Linked DNA regions of Homo sapiens: region 1 is linked to region 2. The links are chromatin contacts, found by Hi-C or POLR2A ChIA-PET in ENCODE. All regions are on one chromosome and are shown on one strand. The core of a region is the stretch at or near the end of the contact, and the rest is flanking DNA. Distances in the headings are between cores, read along the strand shown.

Evidence for each region. Hi-C counts contacts between places; a loop is a spot of excess contacts on that map. ChIA-PET counts read pairs that join two places held with the same protein, here RNA polymerase II (POLR2A). Pooled maps may share reads with other maps.
Region 1: a pooled map shows a loop between it and region 2 (2.1-fold over the local background). The contact joins two enhancer-like sites. A Hi-C loop is called at or near these places in 13 of 168 maps with a recorded cell type or tissue (Calu3, HCT116, MCF 10A and 10 more) and 14 of 50 pooled maps. POLR2A ChIA-PET finds 5 or more read pairs at or near these places in 2 of 52 experiments (MCF 10A and Panc1).

Annotation. Positions count from the first base shown.
Region 1 is chr10:3,748,388-3,751,087 of GRCh38, forward strand. LOC105376360 (a long non-coding RNA gene) reads left to right here. Exons shown (of 2, transcript NR_131187.1): 2 at 301-2,377. Among named protein-coding and RNA genes, the nearest start is that of KLF6, 35 kb to the right of the region's middle. Within about 2 kb of position 1,429, at least 25 of the 41 ENCODE cell types and tissues checked have a DNase peak (open chromatin) inside an H3K27ac peak, as active enhancers do; they include endothelial cell of umbilical vein, where a contact is called at or near this core.
Region 2 is chr10:3,451,756-3,454,455 of GRCh38, forward strand. The region is part of intron 3 of LINC02669 (long intergenic non-protein coding RNA 2669); the gene reads right to left. The region is part of intron 1 of LOC105376360 (a long non-coding RNA gene); the gene reads left to right. LOC124902538 (a long non-coding RNA gene) reads left to right here. Exons shown (of 2, transcript XR_007062362.1): 1 at 1-934. Among named protein-coding and RNA genes, the nearest start is that of LINC02669, 50 kb to the right of the region's middle. RefSeq lists an enhancer at 507-1,144. Within about 2 kb of position 1,381, at least 4 of the 41 ENCODE cell types and tissues checked have a DNase peak (open chromatin) inside an H3K27ac peak, as active enhancers do; they include endothelial cell of umbilical vein, where a contact is called at or near this core.

The sequences.
Region 1 (2,700 bases), core at 179-2,678, 300 kb after region 2:
AAAAAAAAAAAAAAAACCAAAAGCTGTTTCTTTTTTTTTCTTTTCTTTTCTTTTTTTTTTTTTTTTTTTTTAATGTTCCTAAGACTGGGGAAATCTGAATCTTTTCCTGAAAGCAGAAGTGACTGGCTGGCATGAATTAATAGGATTCATTGGTGCTGACTCCCCCACCTGCACATTCCTGCCCACAGTCGCGAATCTTGACGATGACATCCATGAGCACAAAGAATTATGCCAGGCAATCCTAGAGAATGGGAGTGTTTAACCTTTTCCTCGCCATCTTGTCTACTTTTATCTCTGCAGAACCCTCTGTGGAAGCGGTGGTCTGACACAAGCATTTCTGGATGACGCTGAACCTGCTTACAACTCCCTGCTGCTGTCAGGCAGAACATTCTCCAAACCGCATGAATTTGGAAGTCTGGACACTTCAGGCATCATCAGGTTTATGGTTTTGTCATAACCCTGCTGAAAGTCCTTTACCATCTCCAGGCCTCCATTTATTTTCTATAAAATAAGGAGTTTGGAATGGCACTGTGTTGATATTCTCCAGTTTTGTGAAACATCGTACTCAACAATCGCGAGCAGGCATTTTACAGACCTTGCTTTCCTAGACCTGCTCAAGTAGAACATTCAGGTCAGTGCTAAGAGTTAATATGCTGCCTCCGTCTGACCTCCACATTATGAAAAAAAATATAAAGGAAAGAGCAAAAGGTAGAGCAAGTAGGTTTCGGGCTTGGTGGAGTAGCTCTGAGTGCTGCCCTGTCCTTGGCTGTGTGTGCCAGGTGAAGCGTCTGTGAAGGTCCCCAGTGGGGTGTGCAGAGCACAAGGGCTGCTTCTGAATGCAGGCACGTGATCTAAGGACACTGTGCATCACCAGTGTGACCCCAGGAGTAGTTTCAGAGCTTTGATAAGACCTAGGCCAGGCTCAGTGGCTCACGCCTGTCATCTCAGCACTTTGGGAGGCCAAGGTGGGTGGATCAGCTGAGGTCAGGAGTTCAAGACCAGCCTGACCAATATGGTGAAATCCTGTCCCTACTAAAAGTACAAAAATTAGTTGGGTGTGGGGGCGAGCGCCTGTAATCCCAGCTACTTGGGAGGCTGAGGCAGGAGAATCATTTGAACCCGGGAGGTGGAGGTTGCAGTGAGCCGAGATCACACCACTACCCTCCAGCCTGGGAGACAGAGCAAGACTCCATCTCAAAAAATAATAATAATAATAATAATAATAATAAGCCCAGGAACATCAGATGTGGGCTGCATTGACGGCCTGCCTCTCTCTACACCACAGGAATCTGGGCTGTAAAGGCAGGATATAAATTCAAGTCCACATGCTATGGAGAAATCAGAGGTTTCGAAAGTATCTCCGTGACTGTTTTTGAAGTCACAGCTAATAATTCACCGTCTGACACTCCGGGGCTTGCCTGGATCTAAAAATAGTTGTTCCCCCGAGCTGGTCGGGGAACTGGCTGAGAAGGGAGGGAGCTGCGTGGAACACATTCTGAACCATCAGGAAACCCAAAGCAAAATCGAATCTTGCCACCTAAGATTTGATTATTAAAAGATGGATTTGACAGCTGATTCCCCATTAATTACATTTGTAAAGATATTTGAAAGACAGGAATGAAATGACAGTGGCCCTGACACAGTCCTTGGGGTTTAAGACGGAGTCTGACATTGTATCTGTCTCCGGTTCTGCAGCAGCTTAGCGACATCAGAGACAATTGAAGCAAAGGGCCCACTTATGGCTGACAGCTGACCCTGCAGCCCAGCTGGGAAGCCCCTGAGACGACCCGGGTCCAGCCATCAGGGAAGGGAACCAGCGTGGCCCCAGGAGGGCTTTAGGCTGAGGCTTCTCCCAGGATGTGGAGGCTCAGCACTTTGCACAAATTGGATTCATGCCAAAGGAAACTGAAAGCCTGCCTTTCTTTTTTTCCCAGTGCACATCTCAGATTATTTGGCCTTTGTCCGAGGACTGAAAACAGTTCTGTGTCCAAGTATGTTTTTAATACCTGATATTTATTTCACAAAAAAGCTGAAATTGCTTTGTGTGTCCAGGCTTGAATGTTTAAGGCATACTTGATTAATACATGTGTGCTGAGCGCTTCCTGGGGCTCCTAGACACTGCCAAAGGTAGCTCAGTGGGGAAATTCAAGGCAATTTTCCCCTTAACTTTTGCTACTTCTGACCATTTTCCACTTATGTTATTATGCTTCTGTATCCATCTGTCTGCCTATGTCTAGCTATCCATCATCTATCAATCAATCACTGTATCTTGCAATGGAGGAATTAACTGTGATGTTTTCAAGCGTGTCGCTTCTCTCATATTCCTATTAACATATTGGAAACGCTCAGCTAAATAGAATAAAGTTTTTAGCCTAAACCTACAGTGAATGTCTAATGCTTTGGGCAAGATATTGAAGGGGTGGGGGAGAGATAATATGAATGCTTTCATAGACACAGCTGGACTTCTTTCCCCCTAAACATGAGTGAGAATTCTTTCTATGCTTCTAGTTGAGATTGTAGATAAATAGAGAAATCACATTTGAACATAGGAAATGGCTTCTGATAAAGAAGGCACATTCCTGTCTCTCTCACACACACATGCACGCATGCACGCACACACGGACCTCCCACCCACCCATCAGAAGCGTATCAGAGGCCTCTGCCTCCCGCCAGGATTCCCGGCTGCAGGACACAGCCCAG
Region 2 (2,700 bases), core at 131-2,630:
CTATGCCCAAACAGAAGAGGGCTTGTCTGGGTTCTCAGCAAAGATGCCAGCACTTACAGAGCTTTACTAGGCAAAGCGTGATAGATGATAGATTCTGTGTTTCACCCACACTGCTTTGTTTTCACTGCTGTTTTGCAATGGGTTGTAAACATAACAGAGTCACTGCCAGTGCTAATGATCTGTGATTTTCTAGCAAGGAGGTCAATTGCACCGGGCACCTACCCACACTGCCTACTACCCTTAAAGCAGCAGATCCCATTTATTTTGGGAATGTGAACATCTTACAAACTCACACATTCCACATTGTTCTTCCCTGCCTCCCATGCCTTCATATAAATACAGCATCCCAAGGGAAAGAAAAACTGCCTTTTCATGAATCAGAGAGGATGCTTAACGTATTTGACTTAAAAAAAGTACTTTTAAAGACGTCAAATCCCAAAGTAAGCAGCTTTTACTTCAAAAATAAGCCCACTTCGATGGGAGATCAAAGGGATGGAACTTTCCAAGTTGCAGTTGAATTTAACATTCCAAGAGTCAGGAGGGCAGATTAAAATAGGATTTTGCTTGCAATAACATTTGCGGTCTGTTCAGCATTGTTGAGTGCTTAATCTAGCCAGGAAGTCTGATTTACAGGGAGCTACAGCAGGCCTTCAGCCCCCGGAATTCATCCCAAAAGCAACATGACTTTCGTTTTGAGGAAAGGCTTTGACACAGGGACTACTGCTTTCTCCCAGTAGGGGTTACCAGCCTATTTCAAATCAGGGCCTTTCTTTTCTATAGCAGCAATTGTAAGACAATGAAAACATCCTGTTTCAGAAAAGAATTTGCAAAGAAGTACAACAGGATATTCTCAAACCTGGTGCAAAGTGAATCATCTTATCAAACACAAACTACCTGAGCTATATATTGGTACTGTTTAATTGACAACTCTAAGGTAGGTCTTTGTTTTATTATTATTGTTACATTACTATCATTATTATTATTAATTTGCCATCTTCCTCTCCAAAAAGAACTGTGAATTCTTAAGAATACAGGAAAAGAAGGGACCTCAGGGCTATTATCCCCAAGGCCTTCTGTGGGGCAGGACGATTGAGGCTGGAAGGGGCTGATTTCATCCTCTTCTGAAAGCACTGCAAAAGTGAATTCTAGGGCTTCCTTCCAGAGAAGCCTTCAGAATGACTCAGGAGTCTTTTCATCTCTTCACCGAATTTCTCTTTCCTCACTGTAATTCAATTTAATTTTAGAAAATTAGAGTATAGAGTACTGGCTGCAAACACAAAAACATACAAATGCTACTTCAAAGAGCTTTTACTCTAGGAAGGAGGGCACGCATCTTCTAGTAAGCTCTGATGTTTTTCTCTGACCTCAGTGAAAATACAACGCTTTTTATTTCCAGTCATAGGTTTGGAATGTACTATCACACAGGGACATGCCGCTCAGCCTTTTCTAACCCCCATCGTAACATGCTAAAGAGAAACTGATGAAATCGTTTGCTCAAGGACATGTCTTTTAGCAGATGGGGCCAGAGTTAAACCTTGGTAATGGCTGATTCTAAAATCTAAGATATGATTTCTCATGTGCAAATTCTAAAATCAGGAAAAGTCTGAAAACAAAGTCATATTTGTAGAACTGACACCAAAATACATATGGCAGCAAAAAGTGAGCAGATTTATACAATATTGATGACAAGCTTTCTAAGTCCTTTATTCTGAATATGTATACAATTAGTACAGAAGTATTAACGTATTTTACAAATAGATGACTGCTCTAGCCCTGCTTAGGGTCCTGTGGAAAAATATGGTGAATATACCATATTTTGAAGATTGAAAAAGAAAAGAAGAACTCTGAAGCCTGTATCTCCTCAAGGGTTTTTCTTGGGGACAGTGGACCATGATGTAATTCCTCCCAAGGAAAGTGTAGAGAGCAATAACTCTTGCCGTAGAATACAATATTTTGTAAAACATGCATCAAAATATCAGAACTGAATGTAACCTTTAAGTGAATGTAATTTAACTTCCTCCTCAATTAAAAACCTTCTTTCTGCTGCTGACAGCTGTCCATTCAGCTAACCTGATGTTCTCTATTACTGGTGGCCTATTTATTGCTGCTCAGTCAGGGTTAATAGAAAATTCAGCTGGGCTTGGTGGCTCATGCCTGTAATATCAGCACTTTGGGAGGCCGAGGCGGGCAGGTCATGAGGTCAGGAGTTCAAGATCAGCCTGACCAACATAGTGAAACCCTGTCTTTATTAAAGATACAAAAATTAGCAGGGCGTGGTGGCGGGCACCCATAATCCCAGCTACTTGGGAGGCTGAGGCGGAAGAATCTCTTGAACCCGGGAGGCAGAGGTTGCAGTGAGCCGAGATCATGCCATTGCACTCCAGCCTGGGCTATAGGAGAGAAACTCCGTCTCTAAAAAAAAAAAAAAAAAAGAAAGAAAGAAAAAGAAAAAAAGAGAAAATTCTTCCTTCAGTTTAGCCACGTTGTCCTTCTCCATAACATCCCCAATGGATTCTGTTCTGTCTCATGACCAAGCGGCAGAAACAGGCCCAAGTGTGGTCCTTGCAACGACGGTGCCACTCACAGCACCAGGCCTTCCAGCGGTTGTTTTATTTTATTTTATTTTTACTTTTTTGAGACAGAGTCTCACTCTGTTGCCCAGGCTGGAGTGCAGTGGCACTATCTTGGCTCACTGCAACC